Linked DNA regions of Homo sapiens: region 1 is linked to region 2. Evidence: chromatin loops called from intact Hi-C (ENCODE). Cell type or tissue: HepG2. All regions are shown on one strand. Region 1 has its middle 69 kb from the start of HAPSTR1. Region 2 overlaps GRIN2A (glutamate ionotropic receptor NMDA type subunit 2A).

What was found. Hi-C counts contacts between places; a loop is a spot of excess contacts. Peaks named below come from ENCODE experiments on the same cell type or tissue, not always from the same donor. Only the 100,000 strongest peaks of a DNase experiment are listed, where the experiment ranks them.
Region 1: a loop joins it to region 2, with 8 times the contacts of the local background. A loop is called at or near these places in 46 of 110 quality-filtered maps.

The regions. Positions count from the first base shown.
Region 1 is chr16:9,157,135-9,165,134 of GRCh38, reverse strand. No RefSeq gene overlaps it. Among named protein-coding and RNA genes, the nearest start is that of HAPSTR1, 69 kb to the right of the region's middle. In HepG2, a CTCF peak has its summit at 4,839 (motif pointing left); a DNase peak (open chromatin) is centred at 4,864; H3K27me3 peaks cover 1,613 bases.
Region 2 is chr16:10,166,726-10,174,725 of GRCh38, reverse strand. The region is part of intron 2 of GRIN2A (glutamate ionotropic receptor NMDA type subunit 2A); the gene reads left to right. Among named protein-coding and RNA genes, the nearest start is that of GRIN2A, 12 kb to the left of the region's middle. In HepG2, no CTCF peak of the experiment used is centred here; a DNase peak (open chromatin) is centred at 3,315; H3K27me3 peaks cover 408 bases.

The DNA of each region.
Region 1 (8,000 bases), 1.0 Mb after region 2:
TGGAGTTTCACCATGTCGGCCAGGCTGGTTTCTAACTCCTGACCTCAAGTGATCCTCGGCCTCAGCCTCCCAAAGTGCTGGGATTACAGGCGTGAGCCACCACGCCCCATCTTTTTTTTTTTTTTTTTTTTTTTTTGAAACAAAGTCTTGTTCTTGTAACCCAAGCTGAAGTGCAGTGCAGTGGTGCCATGGCTGACTGCAGCCTCGACCTCCCAGGCTCAAGTGATCCTCCCACCCCAACCTCCCGAGTAGCTGAAACCACAGGCATGTACCACCACATCCAGCTAATTCTTTGTAATTTTTGTAGTGTCACTACGTTGCCCAGGCTGGTCTCAAACTCCTGGGCTCAAGTGATGCTCCCACATCAGCCTCCCAAAGTGCTGGGATAAAAGGCATGGACCACCACACTCCCCCATGAATAAATGAGTCAATCTCCCCTCTGTCTAATCCCACAAGGTAACCAATTCAAACAGCCTGGAGTATATTCTTCCATGTTTTTCCTTATGCCCACAAAAACACACACAAATAAGCATACAGTACACATAATATGGAACCTCTTGCCACCTCTGACAAAAAAGGAATCATGATACAGACATGATTTAGCAATTTACTTTTTCACTTAACACTGGGCAGTCCATCTCTTTCCAGATCTCTACACATAGAACTACCCAGTTCTTTTTCATAGTTCATGGTTTCCATAACACTGCATGTGCTATAGTTTATTCTATTATTTACCTATTGATAATTTGTCTTTCCAACTTTTTCCAAGGCAAACAACACAGTAATATCTTTGCACACATATCTTCACATGCTGGTGATTGTGCTTGTATCAGGATAGATTCCTAAAAGTCAAGCGGACTTTGGGCTTTTTTTTTTTTTTTTTTTTTTTGAGACGGAGTTTCGCTCTGTCGCCCAGGCTGCAGTGCAGTGGCGCGATCTCGACTCACTGCAAGCTCCGCCTCCCGGGTTCACGCCATTCTCCTGCCTCAGCCTCCCGTGTAGCTGGGACCGCAGGCGCGCACCACCATGCCCGGCTAATTTTTGTATTTTTAGTAGAGACGGGGTTTCACCGCGCTAGCCAGGATGGTCTCGATCTCCCGACCTCGTGATCCGCCCGTCTCGGCCTCCCAAAGTGCTGGGATTACAGGCGGGCTTTTTTTTTTGAGATGGAGTTTCGCTCTGTCACCCAGGCTGGAGTTCAGTGGCCTGATCTTGGCTCACTGCATCCTCTGCCTCCCAGGCTCAAGCGATTCTCCTGCCTCAGCCTCCCAAGTAATCAGGACTATAGGTGCCTGCCACCACACCTGGCTAATTTTTGTATTTTTAGGAGAGACGGGGTTTCACCATGTTGGCCAGGCTGGTCTCAAACTCCTGACCTCAGGGATCTCCCCACCTCAGCCTCCCAAATTGTTGGGATTAGAGACGTGAGCTACAGCGCCCAGCCAGGCATGTTTAATTTAAACAGACATCAGGACTCACCTGAGTTAGGACAAGGCAAAGAAAGATCACCCCAGTCCAGCAAGACCGTAAGGTAAGAAATCCGGAGCCGGGTGCGGTGGCTCATGCCTGTAATCCCAGCACTTTGGGAGGCCAAGGCGGGTGGATCACCTGAGGTCAGGAGTTTGAAACCAGCTTGACCAGCATGGTGAAACCCTGTCTCCATTAAATACAAAAAATTAGCCAGGTGTGGTGGCACATGCCTGTAATCCCAGCTACTTGGGAGGCTGAGGCAGGAGAATTGCTTGAACCCAGGTGGTAGAGGTTGCAGTGAGCCAAGATCACACCACTGCACTCCAGCCTGGGCAACAAGAGTGAAACTCCATATAAAAAAAAAAAGAAAAGAAAAGAAATCCAGCAGTTAAGGCCAGGCATGTTGGCTCATGCTTGTAATCCCAGCACTTTGGGAGGCCGAGGCAGGTGGGTCACCTGAGGTCAGGAGTTCAAGACCAGCCTGACCAACATGGTGAAACACCAACTCTACTAAAAATACAGAAATTAGCCAGGTGTGGTGGTGGGTGCCTGTAGTCCCAACTATTCAGGAGGCTGAGGCAGGAGAATCGCTTGAACCTGGGAAACGGAGGTTGCAGTGAGTAGAGACCATGCCACTGCACTCCAGCCTGGGTGACAGAGTGAGACTGTCTCAAAAAGAAAAAAAAAGAAATCCAGCTGTTATTCATGTCAGACACTCACTTCCCAGCTCTCCCCCAGGGCTGTGGTATAAACAAGGAATTGATTGCTTCTTGAGGATGCAGAGAAAAATATGATGTGGTCCCTGTTCTAGAAAACCCCACAGTTCAACAGCAGAGAGCAGGGAAGGGGAACTTTCATGGGCTAAACACTCACTAGGTCCCAGGCATTGTTCCAGATGCTTCCATGCATGGGACACTCAAATACTTTCCTAGTTCCATCGTTAAACAATTTATTAATAAATAAATCCGCAAGGGAGGAAAGATTATCCTGGTTTTACAGAAGAGAAATTGTGGGTCAGAGAAGTACTGTGCCTTGCCCAGGGTCAAACAACCAGTAAGTGTCAAAGCTGGGATTTGAACTAAGGGTCTGGCTGAGCCCAAAATCATTTTCCATGATATCATTGGGCCTTGACCTTGGCTATATTGGAATCATCATGACTATATTGAACTTTAAAAATAACAAGCTGGGCATGGTGGCTCATGCCTGTAATACCAGCACTTTGGGAGGCTGAGGCGGGTGGATCACCTGAGGTCAGGAGTTCGAAATCAGCCTGGCCAACATGGTGAAACCCTGTCTCTAATAAAAATATAAAAATTTCCCAGGCGTGGTGGGGCATGCCTGTAGTCCCAGCTACTCTGGAGCCTGAGGCAGGAGAATCTTGAACCCGGGAGGTGGAGGTTGCAGTGAGCCAAGATTGTGCCACTGCACTCCAGCCTGGGCGACAGAGTGAGACTCTGTCTCAAAAACAAATAAATAACATACGGGCCAGGCACAGTGGCTCATGCCTGTAATCCCATCACTTTGGGAGGCTGAGAAGGGAGGGTCACTTGAGGCCAGAAGTTCAAGACCAGCCTTGGCAGCAAAGTGAGACCCTGTCTCTACAAAAAATTTAAAAATTAGCAGGGTGCAGTGGCACACGCCAGCTACTGGGGAGGTTGAGGCAGAAGGATCACTGGAGCCCAGGAGTTCGAGGCTACAGTGAGCTATGATGCCACCACTGCACTGCAGCCTGGGCAACAAAGTGAGGCCTTGTCTCAAAAAACAAAAACAAAAACAAAACACACACACACACACAAATTATGGTCCCAACCCTAAAGCATGTAATTAGTCTGATGGAATTGGTCTAGGGTGGCCCCTCAGCCACACACACATTAGGGATTTTAAAAAGCCAGTTGACTCCAATGTGCAACCAATGCTGAAAACAGCTACAGGATACCAGTGGTTCCTGCCCTTAAGAATGCATCAGCCTCGCCAGGCACGGATGCTCACGCCTGTAATCCCAGCACTTTGGGAGGCTGAGCTGGGAGGATCACTTGAGCCCAGGAGTTCAAGACCAGCCTGTGCAACATAGGAAGACCCCATCTGTAAAAAAAAAAAAAAAAAATTAAAAATTAGGCAGGCGTGGTGGTGCACACCTGCAGTCCCAGCTACTCAGGAGGCTGAGGCGGGAGGATGGCTTGAGCCCAGGAGGTCGAGGTTGCATGAGCTGTCATTGTGCCACTGGACTTCAGCCTAGGCAACAAAGCAAGATCCTGTCTCAAAAAATATTAATAATAATCCATGAGACCCAACTGGAGGGCTTGTTAGGGGCCAGTTGCTTGCCCCCCAACCCCACAGTGTGCCTTTCTAAGACGCTGATGTTGGTGGTCTGGGGACCGTGCTTTAGAAACACCACCCTCACGTGGACCTGTCCGTTATCTTTTCTTTCATCCCCGTTTTGCAGAGAGGGACACTAAGCATCATGGAGCTGACCACGTTTATCACCACCCAAGACCACGTAGGCAGCCGTAGAGGCAGTCAGGCAGCCTCGCCTCTCGGCTTCCTTTGAGGTTTTAAAGGCTAAGAGGGTGTCATTTGTGGGTTCTCAGTGTCCTAGCCTAGATCCATGTGACAATTTTCTTTTTTTTTTTTTTTTTTTTTTGAGACGGAGTCTCACTCTGTTGCCCAGGCTGGAGTGCAGTGGCATGATCTCGGCTCACTGCAACCTCCACTTCCTGGGTTCAAGCGATTCTTCTGCCTCAGCCTCCCAAGTAGCAGGGATCACAGGCGTGCACCACCACGCTCGGCTAATTTCTGTCATTTTAGTAGAAATGGGGTTTCGCCATGTTGGCCAGGCTGGTCTCGAACTCCTGATCTCAGGTGATCCACCTGCCTCGGCCTCCCTAAGTGCTAGGATTACAGGTGTGAGCCACCGCTCCCGGCCCACGTGACCATTTTCTTTCTGCCTGGTATTTGCCAATGTGCTTAATGAGTCTGCGTTGAATTAAAGAATGCCCTGGCTTGCCCCCGCCCCCATGAATCCCTCTATAAACACATACGTACTAACCAAAAAGAAGGATAAATAGAACACACTGAAACGCCAGGGTGACAGCTACCTGCAGCACTGGCTGAGTTTTCATTTTCTTCCATCTCCTGAGAGAAAGGAAGCCACTCCCTTTCTGGGAATATGAGCCCCCGGCTGACTCCAGGCGGCTCATCCCCCTACCTTCCTCTGCAAAAACGAACAGGGATTTAAGCAGCAGCAAAGACACTCGGAGGTCATCTGGGCCATCTCCCAGCATCTCCTGTCTCCTGTCTGGGCGGCAGCAGGCGAGGCTACCTGGGTCCTGAGACTCCCCGAGGACGGCGATCCCCTGCTGCCCCCTGCTGGCTGAATTGGTAATGGCTGAGAAGTGAACGCAGCTGGGAATGCAGGAACTTCAAAGTCTCCGGTCTCTCTGACTCGTAGTCTCCCCGCCTCCTCTTGAAAGATTCAAGTTCCCCTGGAAGATGAGCCAGCCTTTCCAAAACTACCTTCAGTATCTGCACTATGCCTGCCCATTCACATTCATATTCTCCACTAATTCCCACAATTGTATTTCTGAGAGAGAGACCTTCAGTATCCCGGTCGTTCACCAAATGTTCCCTGGGTGCTGCAAGGAGTCTGGCTGTGTATGAGTCCAGGAGTTCAAGACCAGCCTGGGCAACATAGCAAGACCCCACCTCCACAAAAAATGAAAAAATTAGCCAGGAGTGATGGCACTCAACTGTAGACACAACTACTAGGGAGGCCAAGGAGGGAAGTTTGCTTGAGCATGGGAGGTGGAGGCTGCTATGATGGTGCCACTGGTACTCCAGCCTGGGCCACAGAGTGAGATCTTGTCTCCCCCCCCAAAAAAGAATAATATTCTGTAACACGTGAAAAGTATACAAAATTCAACTCTCGATGTCCATATATAAAGTGCGTTTTTGTTTTTACTTTTTTGTAGAGACAGGATCTCATTCTGTTGCCCAGGCTGGTCTCAAACTCCTAGCCTCAAAGGATCCTCCCACCTTGGCCTCCCAAAGTGCTGGAATTACAGGCGTGAGCCACAGTGCCCGGCCTCCAGTTGTCTCTGAAGTCTCCTTTTTCTTCTGGTAGACCAGGGATCAGCATACTTCTGTAAAAGGAGAGTGAATATTTTTCATTTCGTGCGCCATGCAGTCTCTGTCCAAATGACTCAACTCTGCTCTTGTATCTAGAAAGCAGCTGTAGATGATATGTCAATGATGAATGTGGCTGTATTCCAATAAAACTTTATGTATGGGTCAGGTATGGTGGCTCACACCAGTAATCCCAACACTTTGGGAGGCCGAGGTCGGGAGTTCAAGACCAGCCTGACCAACATGGAGAAACCCCATCTCTACTAAAAATACCAAATTAGCCAGGCATGGTGGAGCCGGCCTGTAATCCCAGCTACTCAGTAGGCTGAGGCAGGAGAATCGCTTGAACCAGGAAGACGGAGGTTGCTGTAAGACGAGATCGCACCATTGCACTCCAGCCTGGGCAACAAGAGCGAAACTCTATCTGAAATAAAAAATAAAAAATAAAAAAATAGACAACTGGGCTGTGGGTGGTGGTGCATGCCTGTGGTCCCAGCTACTCGGGAGGCTGAGGCAGGAGAATTGCTTGAGCCCAGCAGTTTGAGATCAGCCTGGACAACAAAGTGAGACCCTGCCTCTACAAAAAAAGAATTGTTTCTTTTAATTAGCCAGGCATGGTGGCATAAACCTGTAGTCTCAGCTACTTGAGAGACTGAGGCAGGAGGATTGATTGAGCCCAGGAGTTCGAGGCTGCAGTAAGCTATGATTGCACCACTCCAGCCTGGGCAACAGAGCGAGACCCTGTCTCTTACAAAAAAAAAAAAAAAAAAAAAAAAGAGGCTGGGCACCATGCCTGGAATCCTTGTACTTTGGGAGGCTGAGGCTGGAAGATCACTTGAGCTCAGGAGTTCGAGACCAGCTGGGGCAACATGGTGAAATCTGAAATCCTGTCTCTAGCAACAATACAAAAATTAGCCAGGCACGGTGGCACATAACTGTGGTCCCAGCTACTCCAGAAGCTGCGGTAGGAGGACCACTTAAGCCTGAGAGGTCAAGGCTGCACTGAGCTGTGATAGCACCACTGTACTCCAGCCTGGGTGAGAGAGCAAGACAAGAAAGAAAGGGAAGGGAGGGGAGGGGCGGGGCAGGACAGGGAAGGGAAGGGAAGGGAAGGGAAGGGAAGGGGAGGGGAGGGAAGTGAAGGGAAGGGGAGGGGAGGGAAGGGGAGGGGAGGGGAGGGGAAAAGAAGAGAAACTAAGAGACCAGGAGTGGTGGCTCAAGCTTGTAATCCTAGCACTTTGGGAGGCGGAGCGGGGTGGATCACCTGAGGTCAGGAGTCCGAGGCCAGCCTGGCCAACATGACAAAATCCCATCTCTACTAAAAATACAAAAAAATAAGCCGGGTGTGGTGGCAGGCACCTATAATCCCAGCTACTTGGGAGGCTGAGGCAGGAGAATCGCTTGAACCCAGGGGGCAGAGGTTGCAGTGAGCCGAGCTTGCGCCACTTCACTCCAGCCTGGGTGAAAGAGCGAAAGTCCATCTCAAACAAAGAAAAAAGGAAAGAAAGAAAAAATACTAAAGAACTGGCTTTAGTTGAGCAACTATAAGACAATTTCTATGCAAGGTGCTTTGCACACATGACCTTGCTAATCCCCAAGGCAACCTTCCAGGTGCCCTTATTACCCACAAGTTACAGGTGAGAAGATGGAAGGTCAAGGCCACAGAGCCAAGAGGCAGCAGGGTTGAGGTCAAACTCAAGTCTGTCTGACTCCAAAACTCATGTTTATTCGATTACCCGAAGCTGCCTCCCTGCTCAAAATCTTAGTATGTTTCCATTTTACAGATGATTCACCTGTGGCTAATGGAGGTCAGGTGACTTGCCCAGGGCGCTCAGCTAGTGAATGAGGGAGGACAGACTTGAGCTCCGGTGTCTGACTGCAAATCCCGTATTGTATCCTAGACTGTTTCTCCTAACATTGATTGGGAATCAATCCCTCAGACTGATTATCTCTGTAACAATAAAAGCCTGAAACATAATCATGATACCACGAGGGAAGGAAGGGTGTGCTCAATGAAGTGAGGTAACAGGCTTCACATTTTCCTGCGGGGATTACTCCAGCCAGCCCCAGACTGACAGTTCTGCAAAATTGGTATAAAACTCTGCTACAGTGGGTTTTAAACTGTCCCCTGTGGAAAGCACAGGGGCCGAAGGAGGTGAGGGGAGAATAGAATAAGGATGTCAACTTGTGAAGCCACACAGCCCCTCCCACCACTTCAATCCATCAGAACAAGCCTGCTTTTATCTGTTCCATTCATTGACCTGTCAGATAAGGTTTCATTGGAAAAGAAGCCTGCATGGGGCCGGGCGTGGTGGCTCATGCCTGTAATCCCAGCACTTTGGGAGGCTGGGGTGGGAGGATCACCTGAGGTCAGGAGTTCAAGAGCAGCCTGGCCAACATGGTGAAAC
Region 2 (8,000 bases):
ATGGTCTATTATTTTGACTATCTGTTGAGTTATAGATTTCAACAAGGATATACTTTATTTCCAAGATAATAATTGGTTCCTCTTTACACCTCCCTGTTTTTTTGTGTTATAAATAATGAAAAACTCTTCTCACTTTGTGCATGTAACTCCCTCCCCTGTCCCTTCAAAGATTAAAAAATATGTATTATAAAGTTCTTCTCTGATTGCTCTAGCATCTTTCCTTCTTCAGTTGTGAAGTCCTTCATTTGTAGAATCAGTTAGTTGGATGTTCACATATGTTCTTTAATTTTTGTTTGTGAACTTATTTTCAAGGCAACTTTATGATTTCTTATGCCCTGTATCTGTGAGGGTGTGTATTTTAAGCCAGAGCCCATGTCAGCAGCTCAGGTTTGTACTCTCTTCCCATTCTACGTGGCCTGTGGTACAGGCTTAGGAGTCCATCTCATGTAGGTGACTTCATTTTGGCTCCTTGACACAGATAGGGTCCTGCTTTTTGGCTGTGACTAATGGTGGATGGTGCAGATGTTCCAGCACCATCCACAGCTAGCAGCCTGATTCTAGGTCCAGTTCTTCCCCTTTTTCCCTGGATGGACATTGACACCTCTGTTCTCATGGCTCATATTGGACCTATCCTCCATGGATTATGTGGCTTTGATTCCTACTTGAAACCCTAGAGTCCCGTCTTTCAGTTCATTTATTTTTAGGGATTACTCTCTATTTTTGATCTGTGATTCTCTTTTCTTATTTGCAAGCAATACTATGTAAATTTAAAAATAACTAAAGGTTTCTTTAAAAATTCTATGTCTTAGGAGCAGAAAAGGAAGGTTACTGAGTGTGTTCACTCGGATTTTGACCCCGTTTTATTTCACAACCTGCTTTTATATATTTTTTTAAACTTGATTATGTATTCTTGGAATTTTCCTTTATCACTACATAGACTTCTTAAACTTGATTTTCAATGGCTGCAGAGTGTTCAGTTCATACCACAATTATTTTAACAATTTCTCTCTTTTTCCACCATTAATAATATTCATTTGTGCTCCATAGGGGCATCCTTTTCAGTACCTCACACTTGTCCTGCCCTTTGCGTTTGTTACACGGTAAATGTTTGTTGATTGAATGAATCTAGTCATTGGCTCCGATGCCAGCTTGTTGGAGCTTCCGGATGAACATATCACAATATGGTTCAGGGCATTCGTGCAGTGTTTGTTCCCTCAATGCTGACTGATTTCATAGGTGTTTGCCAATTTTTCTCTTCTCTCTAGTGGGCAGATAATTACCAGCCATCCTGAGGATTAGCATAAATTGGGGGGTTACATACGAAAGGCCTGTAGAGAACTGCTGAGTAACAGCTCATCAGCAGGAGGTGGAAGTTGGTGCTCTTGTAACCTGGCAGCTCCAGAGTTTGGATGCGAGTGATGGGCCTTCCCATTAAACACTGAGAGCTCTCGAAAAGGGCAGACGCACAGATCGGAATGTTGGTGGAGCCCACTCAGCTCCTGCTAAAGAGGCATCAGGTAGTTCCTGGGAGAGTGGGGAGACCTATCTTTAGTCTTTTCCATGAGGCATGTCAGATGCGATCATCAACACCTCCTCACTTAAGTCATCAGAGACCAACAGGCGTCCTCCCGGTAGCGTGACTCACACTCCAAGTAGCCCTCAGGGGTTGCTGACAATCGTTTGGGCCCTGAAGAGCTGTGGTCTGGTGGGTTTGCAGCGGTGTTTATCTTCTTTCTCATAGCCTCAGATGGAAAATGCTACTGTAGGCAGAGTGAGTGGGGAAAGAGAGAGAAAGAGGGCTGTGCAGAAGAGAAACAGGAACTGAATCTCTGGTTTGTAATAGAGAGTTGGTAGCCTCTGATAAGTCATCACATAAATGAGACATTATAAGGTTATTAATTGGTGTCTTTTGTTTGTCCTGCATCCCCCATCCTTGATCTTTCAACTTCTAATTCTTTGCCAACATTTTAAAGTTGGAAGACATCCCATTGAAAAGAAAATCCAAACTTCATGCTGCTTTGAAACAGTCAGAAGGCCTGGCCATACTGGCCCCGATTCCCCCTATGGCAACAGTTGGCTGGAGATGAATCTCATCCCCCAACCCCACCTGCCACGATCCCTGCCCTCCCACTGCCATCCTGGGACAGGACAGGTGCCCCTCCTTTCTTAAATTCCCCAAAGTCACTTCACTTCACTTCACTTCACTCATTTATGTTACATACACAGTATCCTGAAGGCACTTGGCTGTGAGGCCTATGATGTAGGTGAGGGAAGTAGCTCTTCCAGGGGCTGCTCCTGGATAAGACGGCAGATCTATGGCATGTATGCAACCATGGATGCCATGTTCACTGCTGCCATCATTAATCTCCTATAACACCTGGCCCTGTTGAGCCCACTGGCCTTAAGGCCTTCTCAACACAGTACTCCAGGCAGCCATGATGAATCAACTTGAGTTGGAAGATCCAAGAAAACCTTGGACAAAGAGTCTGAAGAATGAAATTCAATTTTCAAAAATACCTGTGTGACCTTAGAAAAGGCCCTTCACCTGTCTGAACCTCTGGTTCTCCTGCAAAATGAGGATTTGGGACAAAATTATCACTAAGATCTCTTCCAGCTCTGAAAATTTTGTGCCTCATCAAGGAAAGACTGGCAACAAACATACCAAAATATGAATAGCAGTTATCTTTGGGGTGGTAGACTCATGGCTGCTTTAATCTTTTAAAGAATGTCATTATCAAGTGGTTAATATATTGTACTTTGAGTTAGATTGCCTGAATTTAAATTCAGGGATTCCACCTCTTACTGGCTGGGTGATCATGGGGAAGTTCTTAATATCTTGAGCCTCAATGTCTTCATCTCTAAAATGGGAACAATAATAGCATCCACTTTGTAGAGTTGTGAGATTTAAATGACATCATGGATATTAGTCCATGTCTCAGTGCCTACCTTATAATAAATGCTTATTACAGGAATGCTATTGTTATTGTGTCTGCATTTTTTAGTTTTTATTTTTCTCCAGTGTACATGTACTTTTTAATAACCAGAAAGAGTGATTAAGGATGATGTGGTTACATGAGGGTATGCTCTGAAAGAAACTGGGAGTGAATCCCACAGAACTGTCAGAAGTGGAGGGTCTAACATGAAATGATTTGTATTTTCTTAACTGAGACAATCAGAAGCTTCCTTTGCCTTTGTAGGACTTGCTGAGAGCTTTATCCTGGCAAACGGAAGCTAAATGTGGCCAGCATGAAAGTGATCGCAGGAGAAGACTATCTCATTGACCTTTGCACTAAATGACTCCACCAACTGGACCATATGTTTGCACGAGGCTTAGGGATTTAGAGTGTGGACATATATAGTTTCTCATTTTATCTCTGCCAAGGATTAATAACTCAGTGATAGCCTGGGAAACCTGGCAGCTCCAACGGTATTTGTTTAAAGAATCTCTATTTTCAGATGAGGAAATAAAGGATCTGGGAGTTGCAGTAATTTGTGCATTGTTCAAAGCTGTAACTAGAACCTAGGGCTTTGGGTTCTTATTCTTTTGCTCTTATTTTATTACCCTTTCAAGTTAATGACTACGAATACATTTGATTTAGGGAAGGGGCTCAGATGCAAGACAAATAACAGATTTTGATGTTCATATTTTGGTTGTCTTGACTAAAAGGATTAAGATGTTGGATGATGGAATTAAAATTCAAAACTTCAGATTGAAGTGATGGAGTCACTCTAAAGACTGCACTGGAGGTTCCCCCCATACCGCACTCAGCTTTAATGAGGTTAACTGACAAAGAAAAATTGTATATATTAAAGGTGTACAACACAATTTTTTTTTTTTTTTTTTTAAAGAAAACAGTGTTTCACTCTGTTGCCCAGGCTGGAGTGCAGTGGCATGATCATAGTTCACTGCAGCCTCAACCTCCTGGGCTTAGGTGATCCTCTCATCTCAGCCTCCCAAGTAGCTAGGAACACAGGCGTGTGCCATGATATCCGGCTAATTTTTAAATTTTTGGTAGAGACGGGGGTCTCACCATGTTGCCCAGGCTGGTCTTGAACTCCTGGACTCAAGCAATCCTCTTCCCTTGGCCTCCCAAAGTGCTGGTATTACAGGCATAAGCCACCGTCCCCAGCCCCAAATGATATTCTGATATACAAGTAAATGTGAGATGATTGTCACCATCAAACTAATTAACATATCCATTACCTCACATGGTTACATTTATTGTGTGATGAGATTACTTAAGATGTGGTATCTTAGCAAATTGCCTGTATACAATATATTTTTGTATTGTCACCATGCTATCACCAGTCACCATGCTATACATTAGGTCTCTAGAACCTATTTACCTTACAAGTGGAAGTTGGTGCCTTTTGACCAACCTCTCTCAATAGTTTGAAGAAGAATTTTCACTATTGCAGAAAGGGGGATGTGAGACTTTGCAACTCACTTAGTCATAATGTGGCTGCCTCTGTTCCAACTATCACATCCAACTCACTTGGGAATGGTTTTTGCAAGGGTCATGAACCGGTGTACTGCACGCTGAATCTGGCTCATAGATGCATTTTGTTTCACCAGTACAGCATTTTTAAATGCTTGAATTTTAATGTCTTTAGACAGCATGCATTTTCAAATTCACTACAGCTGTCCCCACTCTGTTATCCCATATCTAGGGTGATTCATACATTTATGTTAATGATATGGTTTCTGTGAGTATTTGAGATCATGGTGCTCAAATACAGACTTTTTATTTGTTTGTTTGTTTATTTTGTATTGACCAGAAGCTCAGCAGATCCTAAGTGGGGATATGTGGAGGCCACATATCTAGAAATATATGTGGAGGCCACATACGTTGTGGCCTTATAAAAAGTGGAGGCCACATTTATAGAAATATAATGTTTAAATCAAGGGAGGTGATAGCTCCATTATACCTCTTCTGTTGTTTGGAGTGCTTTCAGGTGCAAGTAACAGAGTCTTTGACCAACAGTGTCTTAAACCATTAAAGACATTCAGTTTTTTGCTTAGTAAGGAGCCTCAGATCTAGCTTAGTGACTTAATGTCACATTGAGGACTCAGATCCTTCCCATTCTTCTACTTTGCCTTCCTCAGCTGCTGGTTTATCTGAGTCACAATATGGCTGCTTCTGTTCCAGCCATCACACCTTCACCTCCTAGCATTCAAAACTGGAAAAAAAGGGAGAGAAAAATAAGCCTTCTTCTAGGGCCTCTATCCTTTCATTGGAGTAGACTTCCTCTTACATGTCAGTGGCCAGAACTGGGTCACATTCCCACTGCTCAAACAACAATGATAGAGATCCAGGATTCCTCTCTGAGAATGGGTAATTGCCACTGAGCAAAATTGCTTCTGTTAGCAAGGGTGTGGGGTGATGCTTCAGTGGTACAACTGGTGATGTCTCCAGCAACACTAACACCATTATATGTAGCATTGCACTTAGTTCCGAGGAGTGATATCTAAAGATGGACGTTGAAAAATTGCAATGCATGCAGAAAAAGGGCCTTTAGGATTGCGTAGACTCTAAATGAAATATATTAAGAGTTTCAGAAGAAGTATTTAGGGATGTTTAGCCTGGAGAAGGGAAATCTCAGAGGGGATATGGGAGAAGTGTTCAGATACTCCATGGGCTGTTACAAGGTAGAAGGTTAAGTCTTAATTTTGTTATTGTTCTGGGGACAGACATAAGAGTGAAATTATTATTATTATTATTATTATTATTATTATTATTATTATTATTGTTATTATTTGAGACAGAGTTTTGCTCTTGTCGCCCAGGCTGGAGTTCAATGGCACGATCTTGGTTTACTGCAACCTCTGCCGCCTGGGTTCAAGTGATGCTCCTGCCTCAGCCTCCTGAGTAGCTGGGATTACAGGCACCTGCCACCACCATCAGCTAACTTTGTATTTTTAGTAGAGATGGGGTTTTACCATGTTGGCCAGGCTGGTCTTGAACTCCTGACCTCAGGTGATCCACCCGCTTTGGCCTCCTAAAGTGCTGGACTACAGGCGTTAGCCACGGCACCTGGCCAAGAGTGAAACTATAAGGAGTAAAGTTTCATCTTGATATGAGGAATAAGCTTCGGCAATTAGGTCTCTAACAGAAGACTGTGAGGATTCATGGAATAGGAAGGCTATATCAGGATATGATTGAGCTAACAGTGACTGTCTGTCCCTCAGGAATGAGGTGGAAAATTGGGCTTGCAAGGTTGGGTTGGGTCACCTCTGAGGCTCTTTCTTATTCAAACACTCTGTACCTCTCAAATCCTTGATTTTTAAAAAAAGATCTCCAAGCCTTGGTGCTTTAGGCCAAGCATTTGGCTGAAAACCAACATCCTCACTTTTTCCAAGTGTGTGAGTAATTCAGTATAAATTTGCCTGGCATGGAGGAGGAATTTATAATCCCTGCATCATCACCTCAAGTTCCCAAAAGACTTTACATTATCCTGAAGGTAGAAGATATTTGAAAAGCAGACAACCTATGTATATATCAACTCACACACACATATATAAATAAAAACATAAGTAGGTCAGCCGGCCTCATATTTACTAGTGAAAATGTTTTTGGCTAAGAAGCTCATCTACAGAAGACAATGTTTAGAATAATTGCCAATGATCTCGAAATGGGGTGTTTTTGCACTTGTATCAGGTTAATCATTATTACTTAATAAAGTATATTCAGCTTGTTTTGCACATCTTACTGTAGTAATATGTTTGTATTCTAAAGAGCCAGCCAGACTCCTCTCTGGTTTTTCAGTTGACAAATTATTCTTTTTAGTCAGTTGTATTCTCCTGCATTTGGAACATCTGCTTATGGCAGAAAATACTCTAGATACTATTCTGTTGTTTATCCACTTCTCCTATTCCCCCACATCCCCCCAAAGAAAAACGAACCTGAAATTGCTTTCCAAATGCTTTCACTTTCTGTTCAAATTTTGGAACTTTCCATGGGATGGCAATTGATATATTGTCTCCATTTTTTAAACTTTGAAATAGATGTTGATGTACAGAGCGAAAAAACCTAAATAATACAATAGAGCATTCAGAGAAAGAATATTTGCTCCATTAATGCATCGTAGATCTTCGAACTCAGGTTCCCTTCCATGGAGGTGGCTATGTTACCCATTTCAGGAGGGAAAATATTAATTGGAATGGAAATTTCTTTCTGTTTGTGATTTTTTTTTGCTGAAGTCGGCATATGGAAAGGATCTTCTCTTAAACTACAATCCCTGACTTGAAAACTACAATCCCTGACTTGAAAAAGGTTAATTGTTTCCATTGGTCCCTAACAGTGACTCTTTTGCCAAAACAAAAATAAACTCACTCTAAAATGTAAGTTGTGATTTCCAAAAATCACTGACACCTTGAAGCTTGGCTCACAAACTCACTCAAAGAATTTAAGATAATTTGGGGTGATTTTGGGGGGAGTTGGGGACCACTTTAAAATCTAATGAAGGCTACGGACCCTTCCAGAGGAGTGCGTGTTCATAAACATGCAGTCAAAATTATGTGCAATTTCAGGGGATCACAGACCCTCTGAAACCCTTTCATAGACTTCCTTGGATTTGATTTATTTATTGGTTTATTAAACACAGTTGATCCTTGAATAATGCAGGCGCTAGTTGCATTAACCCCCATGCAGTTTAAAATCCATGTATAACTTTTGATTCCCATAAACTATAGCCCACTGTTGATCAGAAGCCTTACCAATAACATAGACAGTCAATTAATACAAATTTTCTATGCTATATGTATTATATAGTAGATTCTTAAGTAAGCCATAGAAAAGAAGATCATAAGGAAAATCGTAAGGAAGAAAATATGTTTGCTATTCAAGTGGATGTGGGTCATCATAAAGGTCTTCATCCTTGTCTTTACATTGAGGAGGCTGAGGAGGAGGAGGAAGAGGAGGGGTTGGTCTTGCTGCCTCAGGGGTTGGCAGAGGGAGAAGAAATTTGCGTATAGGTAGACGCATGCAGTGTGTTGTTCA